2 separate regions of the Homo sapiens genome follow, and region 1 is linked to region 2. The links are chromatin loops, found by intact Hi-C in ENCODE. Cell type or tissue: gastrocnemius medialis. All regions are shown on one strand.

Region 1 (8,000 bases), 420 kb before region 2:
CAAGCCTGTAGCTACGGGAAGCATAATTGACTGAGGGTCCGAGCTGCCACGCTCTGAAATTCATCACTATGTTTGTGCTGAGGACGCACTTCCCACAGGCTGCACCCACTCAAACACTGAGTATGGCAAACGTTTAAGGGCCCCTCTAATGGCTGACTTTGGCTCAAGTACTCCCCAGTGGCCTTGCTGAATTTTCCCTGGATTTCAAGACAGTCTAGGAAGCTTCCACCTAACCTTCCTTCCCTCTCCCCTTCACTCCAGGACAGACTTGGAGGTTCCCACAGCCTTCCCCAGTTCCCTTCCCCCTCATTTTCTATAACGATAATTTCCCTGAATAAAAGCCTTTCATGTTTAATCCAGTCTTAGCATTTGCTCTGAAGGGACACCTGAATAAAATAAGTTAAATCATGGGCGGATTGACAAAACACGCAGTGAGGTGAGGCTCTGGGGTTGACTCACCCACTACCTGGCAGGCACACAGGATGCTATTCTGTTGGCAAGTGGAGCAAAGAGAGCCCCTGGAAAAAGACAGCAGCTCTATTGTGGAATATTTCACTGGTGGTGAACTGAGAAACTGTATCAGTGGAGAGCAATATTGTAAAAAGTAAGTTAACAGAGATTTTGAGGCCAGGCACAGTGGGTCACGCCTGTAATCCCAGCACTTTGGGAGGCCAAGGCAGGTGGATCGCTTGAGGCCATGAGTTCAAGACCAGGCTGGCCAATATGGTGAAACCCCATCTCTACTAAAAATACAAAAATTAGCCAGGCATGGTGGCGCACACCTGCAATCCCAGCTACTCAGGAGGCTGAGGCAGAAGAATCACTTGAACCCGAAAAGCGGAGCTTTCAGTGAGCTGAGATAGGGCCACTTCACTCCAGGTTGGGCGTGAGTGAGACTCCATCTCAAACAAACAAACAAAAAAACAGAGACTTTTGAAAAATATGGGGAAACAATACCTACAAAGTCAGTGGAGTTGGCTGGTTATTGCTAAATTGCATTGACATTCTGCAGAAGGATAATGAGGGATTGACGACTATTAGCAAAAATTTAGAGACAAGCCACAGATCTTCAGTGAGAGCTTACAAAGAAGCCCTTATTTCTACAGAGGAATGGTAGGCCCAGCTGAGTGACAGGCTAAAGACCTCATTGTTAGAGTTGTAGAGCTCCGAAGACATTTGAATGCTCAACCAAGGCAGGATTGTTATGTGAAGGACAGAGGACTGGTGGACAAATCTGTGATCCAGTCAGATGGGATGAAGAGGAGGGATAGGATGAGTTCCAACTGTGGCCCCCGAGAGCAACTATGGTAACAGGGGCTATTGTCTATCACACTAACTTCTCTCTTCTGAGTTTCCCCTCAGGAAGAAAGGCTGGCAGGAGCTATAAAGGAGTTGCTCCTCGCACTTATGTAGAAACATGACTTTGTGGAGCAGAAGTGGTCAATGGCAGCAGCCACAAGAATATACCTCTCAGATCTCCAGTTTCAGGGACTATAATTGCTCACAGGCCATAGCTACTGTGCTCTGAAATCTATTGCTGCATTTGCATCTGGAGTATGCTTGACATGAATGACGGTGGCAGGGAGCTAAGGGAAGCCTGCTCCTGGGAGACACTGGAGCCCTCTGCTGGCTGGCTTTGACTCAAGGACTCTCCGTTGTCTTTCCAAACCTCTCTTCACTTGGGGTCAGACTTGCGTTACAATCTGATGGTTGTCCCAATCTTCTCCAGCTCTGTCTCCATTTTCTCTCGCAAGTGTTTCCACTAATAAAATCCTTGCAGTTTTGATATGAAAAAATGCTCAACATCACTAATTATCAGGGAGAGGCAAATTAAAACCACAATGAGACACCACCTTACTCCTGCAAGAACGGCCATAATTAAAAATAAAAAAAAAAATGTTGGTATGGATGTGGTGAAAAGGGAACACTTTTACACTGCTGGTGGGAATATAAACTAGCACAACCATCATGGAAAACAGTATGGAGATTCCTTAAAGAACTAAAAGTAGATCTACCATTTGATCCAGGCCGGGCGCGGTAGCTCACACCTGTAGTCCCAGCACTTTGGGAGGCCAAGGCAGGTAGATCACTTGAGATCAGGAGTTCGAGTCCAGCCTGGCCAACATGGTGAAACCCCGTCTCTACTAAAAATACAAAAATTAGCCAGGTGTGGTTGTGGGCACTTGTAGTTTCTACAAGTTGTAGCTACTTGGGAGGCTGAGGTAGGACAATTGCTGGAACCCAGAGGGCAGAGGTTGCAGTGAGCCTAGATCATGCCACTGCACTTCAGCCTGGATGACAGAGTGAGACTCTGTTGAAAAAAAAAAAAAAGAATTACCATTTGATCCAGCAATCCCACTACTGGGTACCTATCCAGAGGAAAAGAAGTCATTATATGAAAAAGACACTTGCAGATGCATGTTTATAGCAGCACAATTCGCAATTGCAAAAATATGGAACCAGCCTAAGTGTCCATCAACCAACAAGTGGATAAAATGTGGTATATATACACTGTGAAGTACTACTCAGCCGTAAAAAGGAATAAAATAATGACATTTGCAGCAACCTGGATGGAGTTGGAGACCATTATTTGGAGACCATTATTCTAAGTGAAGTAACTCAGGAACGGAAAAACAAATATTGTATGTTCTCACTTATAAGTAGGAGCTAAACTATGAGGACACAAATGCATAAGAATTATATAATGGACTTTGGAGGCTTGGTAAGAAGGGAGAGAGGGGGTGAGGGATAAAAGACTGTACATTGGTACAGCGTATGTGCTTGGGTGACAGGTGCACCAAAATCTCAGAAATTACCACTATAGAACTTATCCATGTAACAAGAAAACCACCTGTTCCCCAAAAACTATTGCAATAAAAAGAAATCCTTGCATGTTTGGTTTCTTCTTGGTGTCTACTTCTCAGAAAACTCAGATTAACACACTGACCCTTTCTTCTGCCATCCCCAATCACTATTAAGCCCAGCCAGTGAATGTTTTTATTTCAGAAATTGTACTTTTCAGTTGTTGAATATCCGTTTGGCTCTTTTTTTATAGTTTCCATTTCTCTGTTGACATTTCCCATATATTATTCAATAATTATTGTGGTACTTTTCATCAGTACTCTAGGGGAGGAAAAACAGCCCAATTTATTATCTAGACAAGCAAACGTTTTATCTAAAATACAACTGGAAAAGAGCAAAGATGTCAAATGTCCTTGACTTTAAGAACTTCCAGATTTAAATTTGTTCTTTAATTCTAAGGAAATACTATTGAATATAATAGTCACATCTCATCTTAATTGACCAGGAATTTATGTCACAATGTTTTAGAAAGGATACCATCTTTTCTGGGATAAAAAATTGTCAAGTTATTGTACTAAAATTATATAATATGTCAGTTAACATTAGGGGAAGCTGGATGAAGGATATGAGCAACTCTTCGAACTATTTTGCAACTTTAGCTCCTATCCTTTGCTGAAAGGGTCCTGATTAATATAGTTCATAAATAGAAAATGTATTCATTGAATATTTGTATAGATAGACCTCAACAGGGAACTTCTGAAACACTGATCCTCATCAGTGAATTATAATTTGAGATTAAAGAAATTATCTCCTTTCTTTCTAATATATTCTGAACATATCCAAATTCAAATCATTCTTTTAAACTAAGCATTAGTAATGTCTTTTCTATCCAGGCTCTTATTTTATACTATATATATTTCCTGAGTGATCTTGTTCACATTGTTTCAGCAACCACCACTGTGCTGATGAAAATGAATTTATATCTTCTACTTAACCTTCTCCTCAAAGCTTTAAGAACCAGATATTCAATTGCCTGTTAGCATCAACACATCACTATTTCCCATGCAGCTCAAGGTTAACTTGTCAACATGAAATTAATCATCTTTCCCACTAACTTTACTCTTTTAAATAGAATTTTAAAATGTTAATTGATAAAAATATAATCTATCTGAACTCTAAAAGATGACATCCAGCCATCAAACCTAATTATTTATCTTTTCTTCCAATTATTTGAGTCATCCTTTTTTCCTGCTTACTACTACCATCATCTACTATAATTACATCATAATTTTAGTCTCAATTCCCACCCTAATACATCCCCCATATGGTGCCAGGGTTGTATCTGAATTGCAAGGCTGTTTCTCTGTTTTCTATCTTTATCTTTATTTTTTTTTTTAGAGACAGGGTCTTGCTCTGTCACCCAAGCTGAAGTGCAGTGACATGACCATAGCTTACTGCAGCCTCAAGCTTCTGGGCTCAAGCCATCCTCCTGCCTCAGCCTTCCGAGTAGCTAGTACTACAGGGGTGGGCCACCATGAAAGGCTGTCTCTTGAGTGGCTTCCCATTGCATAGAAAATACAAACTCTCTTTGATCTCAGCTTTGCTCCCGTCTCTAGCCTTCCTTCCAGGCACTCACTTTCCACTGCTTTATCTCAAGCAGTTAAACTTGCCCACAAAATTATGTTGTTCTTTGATTTCCCACCTTGACTCATGTCTTAGACATCAGTGCTCTTCCTGCCCTTGTCACCTGTGACTGTTCCTCCTTTATCAGCTCAGGAGGTAGCTACTTCATGATGCAACTTCTTAATTTCTAAATTCAGATCTGGTGCCCCTCTCTGAGCTCTCAGGAATCATGTCCCTATTTTCAATTGCTGTGGCTATCACAGTGGTCTTTTTCCTTTGTCTCCCCTCATTTGTTTTTCTGCTGTAATTGAGAAAATAGTAGTCCAAGTTACAGATACTCCTAATGAACACTAGATGGCACTCTTATCTTTTGTTTGAGCAAATGAGTTGCTATTAATTCTACGTCTAAACTCAGCTTTTAAAATTGTCGTTTTCCTGGTTAAATCTCAGAGTTAAAAATAAAAGCATTTCTGTCCTGAAGTTGTTTGTTTGTTGTTTGTTTTAATGAAACCAAGTCTTTATATGTATGCAGGTTCAACAAGGAATCACTCAATCCCAAAACAAAAACTACTCCATTAAATAAATTGGCTTAGCCCTGCCATCCCAGTTAGTACTGCTATTGAAACAAATATATTGATTTTCAAAAGCATGTAATTAATTGTGTTTTGGGGGGTAAAATAATGGAACTTGGAGAGAGGGCTGAAAAATTTGTCTTTTAATCTTCATAAAAGATAAACTAACCCTTTGCAATACAAATGAGTAGTAAATATTTTATGATCTATTATGATTATCTGTAGAGCTATCAAAGTGTTAAATAGTTTAAAAGAGGTCTGAAGATTACACCAAAACAATACTATATCATGGAAAAAAATTTAGAACATGTTTTCAAAAGCAAAGGCTTGATAGTGCTTTAATTATTTTAATTTTTTTAGATGTTTCTTATACACAGAAGACTCATATCATGTTACCTTTTATCTTCCTTCTCAAATCTAACACTCTCCCAGTTTACCAGCTCTGTAAATGGCTCCACTCCCATTCAATTATTATAGCCTCAAACTTTGTGGTATTCCTAATTTTTCCCTTCCCTTCATAATCTATAACCAAATCATTAGCAAATAAATCTACTGGTTCTTCCTTCAAAATATATCTCTAGGTCGGGCGCAGTGGCTCATGCTTGTAATCCCAGCACTTTGGGAGGCCGAGGCAGGCAGATCACGAGGTCAGGAGTTCGAGACCAGCCTGGCCAACATGGTGAAACCCCGTCTCTAATAAAAATACAAAAATTAGCTGGGCGTGGTGGTGGGTGCCTGTAATCTCAGCTACTCGGGAAGCTGAGGCAGGAGAATTACTTGAGCCCAGGAGGCAGAAGTTGCAGTGAGCCAAGATCGCACCACTGCACTCCAGCCTGGGAGACAGAGCGAGACTCTGTCTCAAAAAAAAAATAAAAATAAAAATAAAATATATATATACAAATATATAAATATATATATATAAATATATATAAATGTGTGTATATATATATAATCTGTCCACTACTCTTATCTCCACTGGCACCACCTTGGTCCAAGCCACTGCCTCTCTCCTACCACAAGAATTTTCTTAATGGTCTCTTTGCCCAAGCTGCCCAAGCCACTATAAGCCCTCAGCTCTGGGAAAGAGGCCAACTCCATTCTAAATCTATTTTACATAGAACCCTTAAGGAACAACTTCAGGTAAAAACTCCTCAAATTTGAACTAATCTAAGAAAGTTCATATAGTAAAAAGAACCATGAAACAGTTTAAGCAACGAATTGTAGGAACATTGTCTAGCCATCACAATCCTATGCTTCCAGAAAAGAGGATTTGATATTGCTTTCTATTACAGCAGATATTACCAGCAATGTTCTTTTTCTATTGGATTCTAAATAATCCGAACTGCCCAAAAGGAGTTATTTATATTAGTGAAAGAACAGTGAATCTTGAAAGTATTTCTCCTGTGGTAATAACGCTTTTTGTTATATAGTGAATGCAGCTTCCTCAAATAACTGAAAATTTCATCTTGTTATTAAATAGTCTAGCCTCTTTGCAATTCATTTTATTGGAGAACATTTACTGGACAAGCCTACCCTTCCCGGGTGATTTACACGGATTAAGTTAGAAATGGAGCAACATCTTATTCCTTTCATTAAAGAGGGGTAATTTCTCCCATAAAATTTATTGGTATGGTATAGGGAAGGTCAATCTATTAAATTTTCTTGGAAATTTGTTTTTAGCTCCATTCAGCAGATCAATCTCCAGCCAGCCTGAGCCTAGATAATATGCTTCTTTTGTCATTGGATCTAACAGAGAAACTGAGAATCACATTTTAAGGGATTGGAATGAAGTGTTCCTATCATCTGCTTCTTTTTTTTTTTTTTTTTTTTTGTCTCTCAGGGTCTTCTGAATCCAGTTATTTTTCACCATGTATTTTGATTCAATTTATTCCTCCATCCTCAGTTTACCACAGGGGAGGAACATTATAAACACATATAACTATCTGAAAATAATATTTAGGCACCCTTTTTAAGGCACAGAAGTTATTGCTTCTAAATTCAAGTTAATTTGTTTTCTAATATAGTTTGTGTAAAACTATTAAAAATTTTTTCATTTCTTATTCCAAAAATATTTTTTCCAAGATTGGACAGAAGAGATAGGGAACAACTGTCCAGATTACGGTAGCCAACATTATAAATAGGAGTCATGCCTTAGATATTGCTTCCTTAATATATTTTTAATAACATTGGTTACCATTTATTGAATATATTTTATGTGTCAGTGGCTGAGCTGAGCACTTTCTGTGCTTTCCCATTTAACTTATTTAGTCTTCACATCAACCCTATCAAGTAGGTGTTGCTCTCTTGTTTTACAGCTGAGGAAACTGAGGTCAGTGATGTTAAGAAACTACCCAAACCCACATAACCAGTATGTGACACTGCAGGGCTCAAGCCCCAGTTCTTTCTGGACTCAATCTGTTTCTTTATTTGTTTTTAACCAAACTACAATTCCTTTGATGCTTGCTCTTCCCTGCAAATGTTCTCAAGTGGATACTCACAAGAATAACTTACAAACTTCAAGTGTTTGGGAGATTTTGAATCCTTGACATTTTCTATCATGTTCAATGAACTAGTCTAAAATGCACTCAAACATGGAGACTCATCTGAGCCAAGTGGACAATTTTAGAAAGCACTTGCTCGATTGTCTTTAAAATTGCATCCTCAGACTCATAAAACATTTCTCAAAATTAACCGGAGAAATTAGGTACCACTTTTAGTAATAATAAAAAAAAATCCAAACTACTATCTATATATAGTATATGTAAAAGTCCACACAATTATATATAGAGATTATCTATATCTATTATCTATGTTTTGCGGCCATGATGGTTGATATAAAAGCCACAATCTTGCATGGCATTTGATTTTGTTGTGAAGTAGATAAGAGTCCTGTAGATTTCTAAGAGCCTAAAAAACCCTCAAGTGCTAGTAGTCCTCTGCTCACACTACCAGGGAAAATGATGAAAGTTTAGGCTGATGGATGTGCCTTAGGAGCAGCACCTT
Region 2 (8,000 bases):
TGCAAACTCCACCTCCCAAGTTTCAGCAATTCTTCTGCCTCAGCTTCCCGAATAGCTGAGACTACAGGCATGCACCACCATGCCCGGCTAATTTTTTTGTATTTTTAGTAGAGATGGGGTTTCACCATGGTGGCCAGGATTGTCTTGATCTCTTGACCTCATTCATGATCCACCTGCCTCGGCCTCCCAAAGTGCTGGGATTACAGGCATGAGCCACTACACCTGGCCTGAGGAGCTGAATTTTTAAATTTTATTTAATTTTTTTCATTTTTGAGATAGGGTCTTCCTGTGCTGCCCTGGCTGGCCTCAAACTCCTGGGCTCCAGTGATTCTCCTGCCTCAGCCTTCCAAGTAGCTGAGACTATAGGCATGCACTGCAGGGCTGGCTATTTAATTCTAAATAGCAACATTCAGGCAGTATTCATTATCTAGGGGCTCATTGATGTCATCACAGGTTTTAGTTTTTTATAAACTCTGTCCTTGGCTGGGCACAGTGGCTCCCTGTAATCCCAGCACTTTGGGAGGCTGAGGTGGGAGGATCAATTTATTCCCAGGAGCCTAAGGCTACAGTGAGCTAGGATCACACCACTGCACCCCAGCCTGGGCAACAGAGCAAGATCCTGTCTAAATGAACAAACAAACAAAGAAACAAACAACACTATGTCCTGAAATTGGTTCTTCTCCTGGTTGTAAGGAAGTTCCCAACAGCTCCAGGGGTTACTCCCTTTCCATTCACAACAAAAGAAAAGAACATTCCCTCTAAAGGTCCAATTGGATCAACTTAGATCCCAAACCTACTGTGAACAAGTAATGGAATGGAGTATTAAAAGGGTAGAGTCAGCTTTCTTAGGACCACAAGGATCACAAGAAGAATATTAGAAACATTTGGAAAGACAAGGGAATAGATGTTGAGAAGGCAACACACAAATATCCGTTTTAGCCTTGCTACTCAAATTGATGTGTATAGAGTAGGGGCAGCTTCATCAACTGAAGGCTTGTTAGAACTGCAGAATTTCAGGCCCCACAACGATTGAATCAGATTTTCATTTTAAAGTTTCCAGGCTGGGCGTGGTGGCTCAAGCCTGAAATCCCAGCACTTTGGGAGGCCAAGGTGGATGGATCATCTGAGGTCAGGAGTTCGAGACCAGCCGAGCTAACATGGTGAAACCCCATTTCTACTAAAAATACAAAAAATTAGCTGGGCGCAGTAGTGAGTGCCTGTAATCCCATCTACTCAGGAGACTTAGGCAGGAGAATCATTTGAACCCAGGAGGCAGAGGTTGCAGTGAGCTGAGATCGTGCCATTGCACTCCGGCTTGGGCAACAAGAGTGAAACTCCATCTCAAAAATAAATAAATAAATAAATAAATAAATATAAAGTTTTGGCCAGGCGTGGCAAGTCAGTCTCAAACAACAAAAAAAGGGCAATATTTATCAAAGTTTAATGTGTGTAGGACTCACCTGGGGAAACTTTATTTTTTTTAATTTTTATTATTATTATTATTTTTTGAGACGGAGTCTTGCTCTGTCGCCCAGGCTGGAGCGCAGTGGCACAATCTCCACTCACTGCAACCTCCGCCTCCCGGGTTCAAGCAATTCTTCTGCCTCAGCCTCCCGAGTAGCTGGGACTCAGCCTCCCAAGTAGCTGGGACTACAGGCATGCGCCACCACGCCCAGCTAATTTTTGTATTTTTAGTGGAGACGAGGTTTCACCATGTTGGCCAGGATGGTCTCGATCTCTTGACCTCATGATCTGCCCATCTCGGCCTCCCAAAGTGCTGAGATTACAGGCATGAGCCACCATGCCCAGCCGATAAGTATTGTCTTACAATATCTAAGAGTTCTGTTGATCAGCGATGAAGTCTAGGCTAGAGATACAAATCAAAGTCATGGTTTTGGAGGAGATTACCAGGTTAAAAGAAAAAGTATACATAAAAAGACTACAGCCACAAGCCGGGAAACACTGTGACATGTATTGGCTCCATAGGGAAGGAGGAACCAGCTAAGGAGATTTAGAAAGAGTAGTTAGAGGCTGGGCATGGAGGCTCTGGGCCTGTAAACCCAGTACTTTGGGAGGCCACGGCAGTGGAATCTCTTGAGCCCAGGAGTTGGATACTAGCCTGGGCAACATAGTAAGACCTCTTCTCTACGAAATAAAAAATAAAATATTAGCTGGGCATGGTGGCACGCACTTGTGGTCCCAGCTACTGAGAAGGCTGAGGCAGGAGGATAGCTTGAGCCCAGACGGTCAAGGCTGCAGTGAGCCCTGATTGTGCCATTGCACTCCTGCCTGGGCAACAGAGCGAGAAACCCTGTCTATAAACAAAACAAAACAAAGCAAGAGTAGTTAGTAGGATAAGGAAAAAGGCCAGGTGAGCTTGGCATCCTGAAACCCGAAAGAGGGAAGGGGAGTGTTTGTGTTAAATTTTGATGAAGCTCACATACTAAAGAGACAATAATGCCGGGCGCGGTGGCTCACGCCTATAATCCCAGCACTTTGGGAGGCCGAGGCGGGCGGATCACGAGGTCAGGAGATCGAAACCATCCTGGCTAACCCCGTCTCTACTAAAAATACAAAAAAATTAGCCGGGCGTGGTGGCTGGCGCCTGTAGTCCCAGCTACTTGGGAGGCCGAGGCAGGAGAATAGCGTGAACCCGGAAGGCGGAGCTTGCAGTGAGCCGAGATCGCGCCACTGCACTACAGCCTGGGCGACAGAGGGAGACTCTGTCTCAAAATACATACATACGTACGTACATACATACATACATAAAAAGACGATAATTAGCGGGCCATGGTGATGCGCGCCTGTAATCTCAGTTACTGGAGAGGCTGAGGCACGAGAATGGCTTGAAACCGGGAGGCAAGGGTTGCAGTGAGCTGAGATCGCGCTACTGCACTCCGGCCTGGGCGACAGAGTGAGACTCCATCTCAAAAAAATAAAAAATATATATATTTTGATGAGATGTTGAGAAAGATGAAGACTGAAAAGTTTGTCTTATAGATTGGAACTTAAAGTGAAAATAATCTGCTACATTGTGGATTTTATTTTTATTATTATTATTTTTTGAGACGGAGTCTCGCTCTGTTGCCAGGCTGGAGTGCAGTGGCACGATCTCAGCTCACTGCAACCTCCACCTCCTGGGTTCAAGCGATTCTCCTGCCTCAGCCTCCCGAATAGCTGGGACTACAGGCGCGCATCACCACGCCCCGCTAATTTTTGTATTTTTAGTAGAGGCGGGGTTTCACCATGTTGGCCAGAATGGTCTCGATCTCTTGACCTCGCTATCTGCCCGCCTCGGCCTCCCAAAGTGCTGGAATTACAGGCTTGAGCCACAGCGCCTGGCCCATTGTGTGATTTGCTTCAGGTACAGTAAGCAATGCTAGGTTCCTGGTGTTGGAACAGAATCAGCATAAGACTTTGGGCTTCTCTAAGACCTTCTTTCCGTTCAGTGAGGAATTTGTATTAGGTGCTGCACTCACAGTGCCCTGCTGTTCAGAAACGTGATGGTGACAGTACTTTTTTTTTTTTTTTTTTTTTTTGGGAGACGGAGTTTCGTTCTTGTTGCCCAGGCAGGAGTGTAGTGGTGCGATCTCCGCTCACTGCAGCCTCCGCCTCCCGGGTTCAAGCGATTCCCCTGCCTCAGCCTTCCGAGTAGCTGGGATTACATGCGCCCGCCACCACGCCCAGCTAATTTTTTGTCTTTTTAGTAGAGACGGGGGTTTCACCCTGTTGGCCAGGCTGGTCTTGAACTCCTGACCTCAGGTGATACCCCCGCTTCGGCCTCCCAAAATGCGACAGTCCTATTAATTGGATTTAATCTCTTCGAATCTCCCTCTCTTGTAGGACATTTTTCTCCAAGACCAGCCCTCGATACCCTCAGCCGTCGCAAGGCAACCTCCAGCCGCCAGGGGCCGCAGTCGCGCTCCTCGCGGCCGGAAGAGAGTGCGGCCCAGCGCAGCCTCGGCGTTTCCGCCATGCGCCTGCAGTGCTCCGCGCGCTCTTGACGTCCGGAGCCCCTGGAGTAGGCGCTTCCGGCCATTCATACTGCAGTCGGTCAGTGTTCGGTTGAAGGATTCTGTGTGCTGTCGGACCCAGAGGGTGACGGCGCCGCTAGGATGAAGCTCGTGAGGTGAGGGAGTGACCAAGCAGCTCTGGGGGCTGTGAAGGGAGGGCTTGGCCCGGAGTCCGGAAGGCTGGGCTCTCCCATTTGCAGGAGGCGGGAAAGCCGCGTGTGCGCGGCCTGCTAACGGCCGGCCTTACTGCGCCCGCAGCTCGTGCTCGGGCCTGGGCTTCCGCCTGGGTCGCTCGCGGATCCCGCGTGTCTTCCAAGAGATTGGTATAAAGGCCGAGCCTTTTCTTCCTGCCTAGTGACTTAGAGGCTTTAAAGATGCAGCGCCTCCTGGGACACATCTCCCTCTTACAGTTACTCATTTTCTTTTTGAGTGGAACTCCCCAGTCCTGCTTAACAGTACTTAGAAAGCTGTATGAGCTTATCTGGAAACAAACCTGTTTGCAAAATATTTTAAATCAGAGAAGGACTTCCGGCTTCACAAGTTTTTGTTTTTTTAAATAAAGATGGTGTCTCACTTTGTTGACCAGGCTGGTCTCGAACTCCTGGGCTCAAGCTTTCTGCCCGCCTCGCCCTTCCAAAGGGCTGAGATTACAGGTTTGAGCCACCGTGCCCGGCCGATTTTTAAGTTTACCTTTTTATCCTCCTTAGATTTGTGATTGATTATTCCACCTCTATTTCCCTTTAAGGTAGGCTTTTTATTTAGGAAAATCTCCCAATATAGGGCAGAAATTATCACAACGTAATTGTGGCTGATTACTCAGATAATATATAGTTCTCCTGTTTTATTTCTTAAGAAATAAATAGACCCTGTCAGTTAGGTGAGTCTTCTGAAAACTTGTTTGCTGATGTGAATAATTCTAAACTACCTGCAAGTAGATTTGGTTTTGGTGTTTTTCCTTGAGACTAAGCCTGGAACAGAGGCAGACGTTTCTAATAGCTAAGCCAGCAATTATAAATATTTAGCTTGTTTTTTTCCTGTTGAGTCAAGGATTGTCAATATCCGCTAAATAGTTATTGGGCACCTGTTACATACTAGGCGCTGGTAATAGGATTTTTTAAAAGGCAGAGTACCTGCCTTGTTGGAGTTTTCTGGTTAGTGGGGATGACAGACAAGTAGATAACGTCTGAAGTAACGTTTGTTTGAAACGTTTTAAATAACACATAAAAGCCTTCAACACTCAGGGAGGAGGCCAGGCGCAGTGGCTCACGTCTGTAATCCCAGCACTTTGGGAGGCCAAGGCGGGTGGATCACTAGGTCAGGAGTTCGAGACCAGCCTGACCAACATGGTGAAACCCCGTCTCTACGAAAATTACAAAAGTTAGTGGGGCGTGGTGGCGCGCGCCTTTAATCCCAGCTACTCAGGAGGCTGAGGCAGGAGAATCGCTTGAACCCAGGCGGCAGAGGTTGCAGTGAGCCGATATCGTGGCACTACGCTCCAGCCTGGGCGACAGAGCGAGACTCCATCTCAAAAAAAAAAAAAAAAAAAAAAAATTATATTCAGGGAGGAGTTGGTACAAAAGACATTTAAGGTTAATTTTTGGTATATTTTTATTTGAACTATAACTTTGGATAGGAAGTCATAGAATTTAAAGTGCATTTTTTAGGCTGGACGTGGTGGCTCACGCCTGTAATCCCAACACTTTGGGAGGCTGAGGCAGGCGGATCGCCTGAGGTCAGGAGTTCAGGACCTGCCTGGCCAACGTGGTGAAACCCATTCTTTCGAAAAAATACAAAAATTAGCCGGGCATGGTGGCGGGCGCCTGTAATCCCAGCTACTCAGGAGGCTGAGGTAAGAGGATCACTTGATCCTGGGAGGTTGCAGTGAGCTGAGATCGCACCACTGCACTCCAGCCTGGGCAACAGAGTGAGACTCGGTCTCAAAAAAAGAAAATTACATTTTTTGAAATTTCTCCATACCTGCCAATCTGAATCTTAATCCACTCATAGTTCAATTTTGTGTAATACACCTTGGATTCCATTTGTTCCCTTTAAAGATACTGCATGTTATGACAATTTTCCAGTAATTTTTAATACCTGTACTGAATCCTGTTTTGTGTCTTAGGTAAAATATAGAAACAAATTTTTTTTCTTACCAGAGAATGTATTTTTCCTCCAGAAAATGATTGTTTGACTAACTGGTTTGCATTTTCAGTAGATTTATTTCTGTATCTCAGTTGGCAGCATTGTCATCCTTATTCTCACTGTCACCCTAACCAAAAACCTGGGAGGTGAGCTTGACTTTTTCTCTCCTGATGTCCTTGACATTTGATACATTGCCAATTTTGCCAGTTTTACCTACTTCATAAAAGTGACCCACATTATCCTGTTTGGTTTTTGGGTTCAAATAGTGTGTTTTATACTGAGGGACACTGTGTTACTATTTGATATCCAAGTTTCACTAAGTGGAAAGAATTCAGACAGTGAAAGATTCATCTGAAAATAATTTGAATCCATTTGGTTCCTGGGCTCAGTTAGGGAGGGATAATTGTGTATTTGTCCTGCCCATAGTAGCCTTTCATTCCAGTCACCACCATTAAGTTCAGGCCCTTTTTATCCCACTCATGGATTTTTGTTTTCCTTCTTTAAGGTAAATATCTTATACAATGAAATGCAGTGTATATTTCCTGCTATTGAAAAATGTAAACACTTTTGTAACCTAAACCCATATCAACAGAAGTAACATTACCAAAACCTCAGACAGTTTCCTCAAGCCTTTCCCAGGCAACCTCTGGCTCCATACCCCTAGATGCAACCAGTTTCTTCCACCAGAAATGAATTTTGCCTGCGCTAGAATTTCATATATTTGGAATCACAAAGTATTTTTGCGTAAAACTTCTTTTAGTTACATGTTTTTGAGATTCATCCACATTGTGAAGTGTATCAGTAATGTGTTCATTTTTATTACTGGATATTAGTGCATTGTGTGTTTGGAAGTTCTGTATTTTAGGCCGGGCGCAGTGGCTCACGTCTGTAATCCCAGCACTTTGGGAGGCCGAGGCGGGTAGATCACCTGAGGTCAGGAGTTTGAAACCAGCCTGACCAACATGGTGAAACCCCATCTCTACTAAAAATACCAAAAAAGTAGCTGGGCATGGTGGCAGGTGCCTGTAATCCCAGCTACAAGGGAGGCTGAGGCAGGAGAATCCCTTGAACCCAGGAGGTGGAGATTGCAGTGAGCTGAGATCACGCCATTGCACTCCAGCTTGGGCAACAGAGCGAGACTCCGTCTCAAAAAAAAAGAAAAAAGAAAAAAAAAGCTCCGTATTTTAAAAAATTACAAGAAAATAAAATAAAAAGTTATGTATTTTGTTTACAACTACGTTGAATATTCTTCAGGTTTTTGGAGGGAAACAAATTTTCGTGGGTAAATACTCGAGTGGAGTTGATGGACTGTAACATAGTTATGTGTTTAGCTTTTTAAGAAATTTCCAGACCATTTTCCAAAGTGGTTGTACCATTTTACACTTCCATTAACAATATATTAGAATAACAATTGGTCCACATCCTCACCAGTATGTGGTGTTGTTTGCTCAGTCTTTAATTTTAGCCATTTTAGTGGGTATGTAGTGGTATCTCCTTAGGGTTTAGTCGGTTTTTTGCTTATTTGTTTGTTTTTGAGGCGGAGTCTCACTCTGTCACCCAGGCTGGAGTGCAGTGGCATGATCTTGGTTCACTGCAAGCTCCGCCTCCTGGGTTCACGCCATTCTCCTGCCTCAGCCTCCCGAGTAGCTGGGACTACAGGCGCCTGCCACCACGCCCGGCTAATTTTTTGTATTTTTAGTAGAGACGGGATTTCACCGTGTTAGCCAGGATGTTCTCAATCTCCTGACCTCGTGATCCGCCCGCCTTGGCCTCCCAAAGTGCTGGGATTACTGGCGTGAGCCACTGCGCCCAGCCCAGAGTTGTAGAAATTAGATCTGTGTCCTG

The links. Hi-C counts contacts between places; a loop is a spot of excess contacts. Peaks named below come from ENCODE experiments on the same cell type or tissue, not always from the same donor. Only the 100,000 strongest peaks of a DNase experiment are listed, where the experiment ranks them.
Region 1: it touches region 2 in a loop (4-fold over the local background); 17 of 110 quality-filtered maps call a loop at or near these places.

The regions. Positions count from the first base shown.
Region 1 is chr18:21,190,581-21,198,580 of GRCh38, forward strand. No RefSeq gene overlaps it. Among named protein-coding and RNA genes, the nearest start is that of GREB1L, 48 kb to the right of the region's middle. In gastrocnemius medialis, CTCF peaks have their summits at 1,633 (motif pointing left), 4,782 (motif pointing right) and 4,985; no DNase peak of the experiment used is centred here.
Region 2 is chr18:21,608,315-21,616,314 of GRCh38, forward strand. It overlaps SNRPD1 (small nuclear ribonucleoprotein D1 polypeptide), which reads left to right and starts at 4,000. Exons shown (of 4, transcript NM_006938.4): 1 at 4,000-4,129. The coding sequence starts at 4,116. RefSeq lists a silencer at 3,749-3,798 and an enhancer at 4,059-4,148. In gastrocnemius medialis, CTCF peaks have their summits at 3,907 (motif pointing right) and 4,116; a DNase peak (open chromatin) is centred at 3,907; H3K4me3 peaks cover 1,929 bases; H3K27ac peaks cover 1,547 bases.